Linked DNA regions of Homo sapiens: region 1 is linked to region 2. Evidence: read pairs that join two places in POLR2A ChIA-PET (ENCODE). Cell type or tissue: B cell. All regions are shown on one strand. Region 1 overlaps PDE4A (phosphodiesterase 4A). Region 2 overlaps ANGPTL6 (angiopoietin like 6).

Region 1 (4,000 bases), 330 kb before region 2:
TGTCCCTTAATCCCTGAATGGTTCTACAGCATCTCTGAGATGCCCCCACAAGTGCTGAGACCCCAAGACAACCTCGGGAATGCCTTCAGACTCAGGGGATGCCCTAGTAACCATGGAGATGCCAGCAAAATCTGGGGTGCCCCAATAGACCCCAGGGACACAACTAGATTCCTCTCCAGCTCCTAAGACAGTCTCACACCCTAGAACAGAATCCCAAGATGCACCCCACAGTCCTTGGGGACAACCTAGAATGCCACCCACAGCTTCTGAGATGTGTCTTACAACTCTTAAGACACCCCTAGAAGGCAGGTGTGGTGGCTCATGCCTGTAATCCCAGCACTTTGGGAGGTGAAGGTGGGCGGATCACTTGAGCCCAGGAGTTCGAGACCAGCCCAGGTGACATGGCGAGATCCCATCTCTACAAAAGATGACAAAAATTAGCAGGGCATAGTGGGATGAGCCTGTGGTCCCAGCTACTTTGGAGGCTGAGGTGGGAAGATCACCTGAGCCAAGAGGTTGAGGTTGCAGTGAGTTATGAAGGTGCCACTAAACCATCTTGAGACAGTGAGACCCTGTCTCACGAAAAAAAAGAGAAAAGAGGGTGAATCTCTATTTTCTTTTCTTTCTTTCCTTCCTCTCTTTCTTTCTTTCTTTCTTTCTTCCTTCCTTCCTTCTTTCCTTTCCTTTCCTTTCCCCTCCGTCCCTCTCTTTCTTTCTTTTCCTTTTCTCCTTCCTTTCCTTATTTTCCTTCCTTCCTTCCTTCATTTCTTCCTTCCTTTCCTTTCCTTTCCTTTCTCCTTCCTCCCTTTCCCCCTTTCTCTCTTTCTTTCTTTCTTTTTCATCAGTCTCTCACTGTCACCCAGACTGGAGTGCAGTGGCACGATCTTGGCTCACCGCAACCTCTGCTTGCTAGGTTCAAAGGATTCTCGTGCCTCAGCCTCCCAAGTAGCTGGGATTACAGGCATGTGCCACAATACCTGGCAAATTTTTCTTGTATTTTTAGTAGAAATGGGGTTTCACCATGTTGGCCAGGTTGGTCTCGAATTCCTGGCCTCAAGTGATCCACCCGTGTGAGCCACTGCGCCCAACAGTGAATCTCTATTTTCGAGTCCACCTCTGTGAAATATCCTTCCTTCTCTAGTGTTGGCTCTGATGCCATGGGGCCCAGAGTGAGGAAGCCTGGGCTTGCGTGTGGCCTCTGGCACTTCTTAGCCATTTGATCTCGGGCTAGTCACTTCATTTCATTGAGCCTCAGTTTCCCCAGTTGTAAAATGGGTATAATACTACCACTCACCCCATGGATGGACACATAAAAAGCTCAGAAAAGTGTCTGAACCTAGTAAGCACTCAATATGAGCTACAGTTATTATCAGTATTTGACAAATATTTACTGAAGGCTTATAATATGCAAATCACTATACTAGCTAGAGGGTATAGATGATGATGATAATGACGATGATGGTGATGATAGCAACTAACCCTTTAGAAAGCTTCCTGTGCATCCAGTGCCTCTAGCTATGATCTCTCTCTCTCTCTCTCTCTCAATATCTCTCTCTCTCTCTCTCTCTCTCTCTCTCTCTCTCGAGACAGGATCTCACTCTGTCATCGAGGCTGGAGTACAGTGGCACGATCATAGCTCACTGCAGTCTCAACTTCCTGCGGTCAAGTGATCCTTCAACCTCAGCTTCCTGAGCAGCTAAGTAGCTGAGTAGCATGTGCGCCACCATGCCTGACTAATTTTTTGTACTTTTTCTAGAGATGGGGTTTTCCTATGTTGCCCAGGCTGGTCTTGAGCTCCTGGACTCAAGTGATCTGCCCGCCTTGGCCTCCCAAAGTGCTGGGATTACAGGCGTGAGCCACCACACTTGGTCTTATGATCTCATTTAATCCTCACAAAGTACCCACCAGACACCCACCAGGTGATATTCTTTTTTTTTTTTTTTTTTTGACAGGGTCTCACTCTGTCACCCAGACTGCAGTGCAAGTGACATGATATTGGCTCACTGCAACCTCCACCTCCCAGGCTCAAGTGATCCGCCTCCCTCTCAGCCTCCCAAAGTGTGTTGGGCATGAGCCACTATACCTGTCCCAGAAATGCATTTTTGTTCACCGACCAAGGTTTCAATGCCCTTAGCTTCCCTGAATTGTTTTGCCAGTTCGTCAGATCAGCCCTTGGGAATACGGTTTTTACTAGGCCCATTTCAGAGACGGGGAAGCCAAGGCCCAGAGAGGAGTGACTTGGCTAGGGTCTCCCAATCTAGAAAGATCAGAGCTGGATTATGGACCCAGCTGTCTGGCTTCAGAGACAGGAATTTTAGCCATGAGGCTACACAAGCCCTTTATGGATGAGTTTCCTTCCAGCCCAATGATGCTTGTCCCGTCCTAGGAAGCCAGATGTAAACTGAGGCCTAAAGCCAACCTTGATCATGGCCTAATGGTCTATGAGCCCTTACATGAGCTGCCTGTCACCTCGCTCCCTCCTTTTTTTCCACTGCCTCCTCGCTCACTCTGCCTCAGACACACTTGCCTCCAACGTATCAGACACACTCCCACCACAGGACCTCTGCACTGGCTCTTCCCTCTGGTTGGCACCCTCTTCCATCAGACACCCATGTAGCAACCTCCCTCTTTTGTTTTTTGTTAGACGGAGTCTTGCTCTGTCACCCAGGCTGAAGTGCACTGGCACGGTCTTGGCTCACTGCAACCTCCACTTCCTGGGTTCAAGCAGTTCTCCTGCCTCAGCCTCCTGAGTAGCTGGGATTACAGGCACTTGCCACTGCGCCCAGCTAATTTTTGTATTTTTAGTAGAGATGGAGTTTCAACATCCTGGCCAGACTGGTCTTGAACTCGTGACCTCGTGATCCACCTGCCTCGGCCTCCCAAAGTGCTGGGATTACAGGTGTGAGCCACTGCGCCCGGCCCTTACCTCCCTCATTTTATTTGGGTCTTTGTTCAAATGTCACCTCCTCAGAGAGGCCTTCCCTGACCTCAGGATCCCTCTTTTTTTCATATCCTATGTGTGACCATCTTGAATTATCATACAGCTTTACTTGCTATTTCTTTTTTTTTTTTTGAGACGGAGTCTGGCTTTGTCACCCAGGCTGGAGTGAAGTGGCGCAATCTCGGCTCACTGCAACCTCCGCCTCCTGGGTTCATGCAATCCTCCTCCCACCTCAGCCTCCCAAGTAGCTGGGATTGCAGGCGTGCGCCCAGCTAATTTTTGTATTTTTAGTAGAGACAGGGTTTTGCCAGGTTTTGGCCAGGCTGGTCTCGAACTCCTGGCCTCAAGTAATCCACCTGCCTTGGCCTCCCAAAGTGCTGGGATTACAGGCCTGAGCCACCGCACCCAGCCCTTTACTTGCTATTTCTGCTTCACCCTCTAGTCTGACAATTTCAGGGCAGCAGGGAATGTGTCTATGGCAAGGGTGTGCAATCTTTTGGCATCCCTGGGCCACACTGAAAGGCGAAGAATTGTCTTGGGCCACACATAAAATACACTAACACTAACAATAGCTAATGAGAGGGAAAAAAAAAAGAATCTCATTGTTTTAAGAAAGTTTACGAATTTGTGTTGGGCCGAATTCAATGCCATCCTGGGCCACGGGTTGGACAAACTTGGTCTACAGCATTCTCAGCCACAGTTCTGAAGGCGCTCAGTGTTTGTGGAATGAACGAATCTGCTAGAAATGAGGAGACTGAGGCTCTGACAGGTGAAGGTCACACAGCGAGTCCAGGACAAAAGCTGGATTTACTTCTTTTATTTTTTTCTTTTTGTAGAGATAGGGTCTCACCATGCTGCCCAGGCTGGTCTCAAACTCCAGCCTCAGGCAATCCTCCCACATCAGCCTCCCAAAGTGCTGGGTGTGAGCCACCTCGCCTGGCCAAAAGTGGATTTGAACTCTTTTCTTTCCTTCCTTCCCTCCTTCCTTTTTTTTTTTTTTTTTTTTTTTTTTTTTGACAGGGTCTCAGTCTCTCGCCCAGACTGGAGTGCAGTGGCCCA
Region 2 (4,000 bases):
GTTGCCCAGTCTGGAGTCTGGTCTTGAATTCCTGGCCTCAAGCAGTCTTCCCGCCTTAACACAGGCCTGAGCCGCCTCACCAGTCCTACTGTTATTTTTATATTTATTATTTTATTTTATTTTATTTTTTTGAGATGGAGTCTCGCTCAGTCACCCAGGCTGGGCTGCAGTGGCACAATCTCGGCTCACCGCAAGCTCTGCCTCCCAGGTTCACGCCATTCTCCTGCCTCAGCCTCCCAAGTAGCTGGGACTACAAGTGCCCGCCACCACGCCCAGCTAACTTTTTGTATTTTTAGTAGAGATGGGGTTTCACCGTGTTAGCCAGGATGGTCTCGATCTCTTGACCTCGTGATCCACCTGCCTCAGCCTCCCAAAGTGCTGGGATTACAGGAGTGAGCCACCGCGCCTGGCCCTACTGTTATTTTTAGCATTTAACATTGTCTAATATGCTCTATTTATTCATCCTATACAGTACATATTTATTTTTTTGCCCACTAGGGGAGGGATTTTTGTCTGTTTTGTTCCTAAATGTATTCCCAGTGCCTAGAAAGGGGGCTGGCACACATTTGTGCCTAGTGACTGCTTTTTTTTTTTTTTCTTTTGAGACAGAGTCTTGCTCTGTCGCCCAGGCTTGAGTGCAGTGGCGTGATCGCAGCTCACTGCAGCCTGGAACTGCTGGGCTCAGGCGATCTTGGGATGACAAGCCCTTGCCACCATGCCCAGCTAATTTTTGTATTTTTTGTATAGACAGGGTCTCTCTGTGTTGTCTAGGCTGGTCTCCAACTCCTAGGCTCAAGTGATCAGCCCACCTCGGCCTCCCAAAGTGCTGGAATTACCGGCCTGAACGGCCCCATAAGCCTTGTTTTTATTTATTTATTTATTTTTGAGATGGGCTATCACTTTGTTGCCCGGGCTGGAGTGCAGGGGAGCGATCATGGCTCACTGAAGCCTTGAACTCCTGGGCTCAAGTGATCCTCCTGCCTCAGCCTCCCGAATAGCTGGGACCAGAGGTGTGCACCACCACGTCTGTCTAATTTTTTTTTTTTTTTTTTGTAGAGACAGGGGTCTCCCCATGTTGCCCAGGCTGGTCTCGAACTCCTGGTCTCAAGCGATCCTCTCGCCTCGGCCTCCCAAAGTGCTGAGCTTGCAGGCGTGAGCTACGGCGCCCGGCCTCGCTTGTCGAATGAATGAATGCTTGAGATGCGTTATCCGGCCTGGCGCCAAGAGCTCGGTGTTGAAGCCAGAGTGGGATCACCCTGGGGCCCTCCAGCCGTGGGGGGAATGAGATGGGGACTGAAATTATGGGCCCGGGACATCGCGGGTGTAGACGCGCGCATCCCCGCGTGGAAGCGGAGGGGTCTCGCTGGGCCCCAGCACCCCGTCTTCCTTCCGTTCCTCCTCTGCCTGCAGGTCCGCCGCGATGGGGAAGCCCTGGCTGCGTGCGCTACAGCTGCTGCTCCTGCTGGGCGCGTCGTGGGCGCGGGCGGGCGCCCCGCGCTGCACCTACACCTTCGTGCTGCCCCCGCAGAAGTTCACGGGCGCTGTGTGCTGGAGCGGCCCCGCATCCACGCGGGCGACGCCCGAGGCCGCCAACGCCAGCGAGCTGGCGGCGCTGCGCATGCGCGTCGGCCGCCACGAGGAGCTGTTACGCGAGCTGCAGAGGCTGGCGGCGGCCGACGGCGCCGTGGCCGGCGAGGTGCGCGCGCTGCGCAAGGAGAGCCGCGGCCTGAGCGCGCGCCTGGGCCAGTTGCGCGCGCAGCTGCAGCACGAGGCGGGGCCCGGGGCGGGCCCGGGGGCGGATCTGGGGGCGGAGCCTGCCGCGGCGCTGGCGCTGCTCGGGGAGCGCGTGCTCAACGCGTCCGCCGAGGCTCAGCGCGCAGCCGCCCGGTTCCACCAGCTGGACGTCAAGTTCCGCGAGCTGGCGCAGCTCGTCACCCAGCAGAGCAGTCTCATCGCCCGCCTGGAGCGCCTGTGCCCGGGAGGCGCGGGCGGGCAGCAGCAGGTAACCTCGCAGCCTCCCCGGAGAGCAGCATCGTCTGTGAAATGGGGGTTTTGCAACCCCACGATCTCTTATCCACAGTTCTGAAATCCGCAAAACCCTGAAAACCGGATTCCTACTCGCCCCTTCTGGTAACTTATTTGGGTCAAAAAGTGACTGGTGGCTATTTATAGCCTTCACTTAACCACTTAATGTGAATAGTCATAGGATCCTATAATTAAACATATCATTATCACGTAAAGACCAAAAACCCCTTTAGGAGTGTTATGTATATTCTATACACACATGCATATACATAACCCTCCCTGTGTCACTGTGTCTAAATCCAGCCGTGTTATTCTGAATTCTGGAACGTGTCCTGGTCTGGGTTTGGGATAAGAGAATGTTGCTCTGTGACAGTCCCTACGTTACAGGGTTGGTGAGAGGAGTCAGTAAGTTAGATACTGTTGGATGTGTTGTTATTATCCCTACTCTACAGAGGAGGCTGGGGCACAGATCAATTAAACCATGAGCACCAAGAGCCGGTATTTAAGCCCAGCTCTGTCTGCACTTTATTTTTTTAATTTTATTTTTGAGATGGAGTCTCGCTCTGTCTCCCAGGCTGGAGTGCAGTGGTGCAATCTTGGCTCACTGCAACCTCCACCTCCCAGGTTCAAGCGATCCTCCTACCTCAACCTTCCGAGTAGCTGGCATTACAGGCGTGAGCCAACACACTCAGTTAATTTTTTTTGTATTTTTAGTAGAGACGGAGGTTTCACCATGTTGGTCAGGCTGGTCTCGAACTCCTGACCTCAGGTGATCCGCCCGCCTCGGCCTCCCAAAGTGCTGGGATTACAGGCACGGGCCATAGCGCCCAGCCTGTCTGCACTTTAAAGCCAAGTTGTTTAGCTTTTGGGGAGGATCATTCCTAGGGCTGGGACACCCCCACTGCCAGATGTCCAGGTCATTTGGGAGCTGGGAGATTTATCCACCATTTCTGCCCCTGAGACCAGGCCTCCTGGCCTGAGGGTTAGTGCAATTACACCTGACTTTCTCCGTCACCCCAGGTCCTGCCGCCACCCCCACTGGTGCCTGTGGTTCCGGTCCGTCTTGTGGGTAGCACCAGTGACACCAGTAGGATGCTGGACCCAGCCCCAGAGCCCCAGAGAGACCAGACCCAGAGACAGCAGGAGCCCATGGCTTCTCCCATGCCTGCAGGTCACCCTGCGGTCCCCACCAAGCCTGTGGGTAAGTCGACATTAGGGCTGAGGAATTGTGGGTAGAGGAAAATTGAGGAGTCAGGATTTTAGTGGCAGATTTCTCTCATTGTGAGAAGACCAGAAGAAATGATACTCCTATTCTGATTAAAAATAAGACCAAACTTCTAAGGTGTGAAAATAGGAGAAACAAGAAATAGAAGAGGAGGGACTCTTACTTTAGTGAGGCGATGTTTGGGACTGCTACTTTGGTAAGAGTTTGAACTGGTTCAGAGTATCATATTCAGGACTTATATTATGGTGAGGAGACCATAAAAAACCAGGGTTTAAGAACCCCAGAGTTGGCCGGGCGCGATGGCTCATGCCTGTAATCCCAGCACTTTGGGAGGCCGAGGCGGGTGGATCACGAGGTCAGGAGATCAAGACCATCCTGGCTAACACGGTGAAACCCCATTTCTACTAAAAATACAAAAAATTAGCTGGGCGTGGTGGCGGGCGCCTGTAGTCCCAGCTGCTCGGGAGGCTGAGGCAGGAGAAAGGCGTGAACCTGGGAGGATGAGGTTGCAGTGAGCCGAGATCGCACCACTGCACTCCAGCCTGAGTGACAGAGCGAGACTCCATCTCAAAAAAAAAAAGAACCCCAGACTTGACATTTCCTTTGATTAGAGACAAGGGACCCAGATTCTTAGGTAAAGAAATGGCTATTGGAGCTCGGATTCTGGTGAGGAAATGGGAGAGGCAGGCCTCTTATTCTGGTGAGGAAATGGGAGAGGCAGGACTCTTTGGTAGAAAAGTGGGAGAGGCA

What was found. Peaks named below come from ENCODE experiments on the same cell type or tissue, not always from the same donor. Only the 100,000 strongest peaks of a DNase experiment are listed, where the experiment ranks them.
Region 1: POLR2A ChIA-PET joins it to region 2 with 8 read pairs; 5 of 35 experiments call an interaction of 5 or more read pairs at or near these places.

The regions. Positions count from the first base shown.
Region 1 is chr19:10,425,941-10,429,940 of GRCh38, reverse strand. The region is part of intron 1 of PDE4A (phosphodiesterase 4A); the gene reads right to left. Among named protein-coding and RNA genes, the nearest start is that of PDE4A, 7.4 kb to the right of the region's middle. RefSeq lists a silencer at 1,532-1,601. In B cell, no CTCF peak of the experiment used is centred here; DNase peaks (open chromatin) are centred at 302, 1,650 and 3,502; H3K4me3 peaks cover 951 bases; H3K27ac peaks cover 1,207 bases; H3K27me3 peaks cover 578 bases.
Region 2 is chr19:10,093,984-10,097,983 of GRCh38, reverse strand. It overlaps ANGPTL6 (angiopoietin like 6), which reads left to right. Exons shown (of 6, transcript NM_031917.3): 2 at 1,411-2,002; 3 at 3,046-3,226. The coding sequence starts at 1,421. Among named protein-coding and RNA genes, the nearest start is that of ANGPTL6, 6.7 kb to the left of the region's middle. RefSeq lists silencers at 1,659-1,718, 1,779-1,918. In B cell, no CTCF peak of the experiment used is centred here; a DNase peak (open chromatin) is centred at 1,733; H3K4me3 peaks cover 565 bases; H3K27ac peaks cover 951 bases.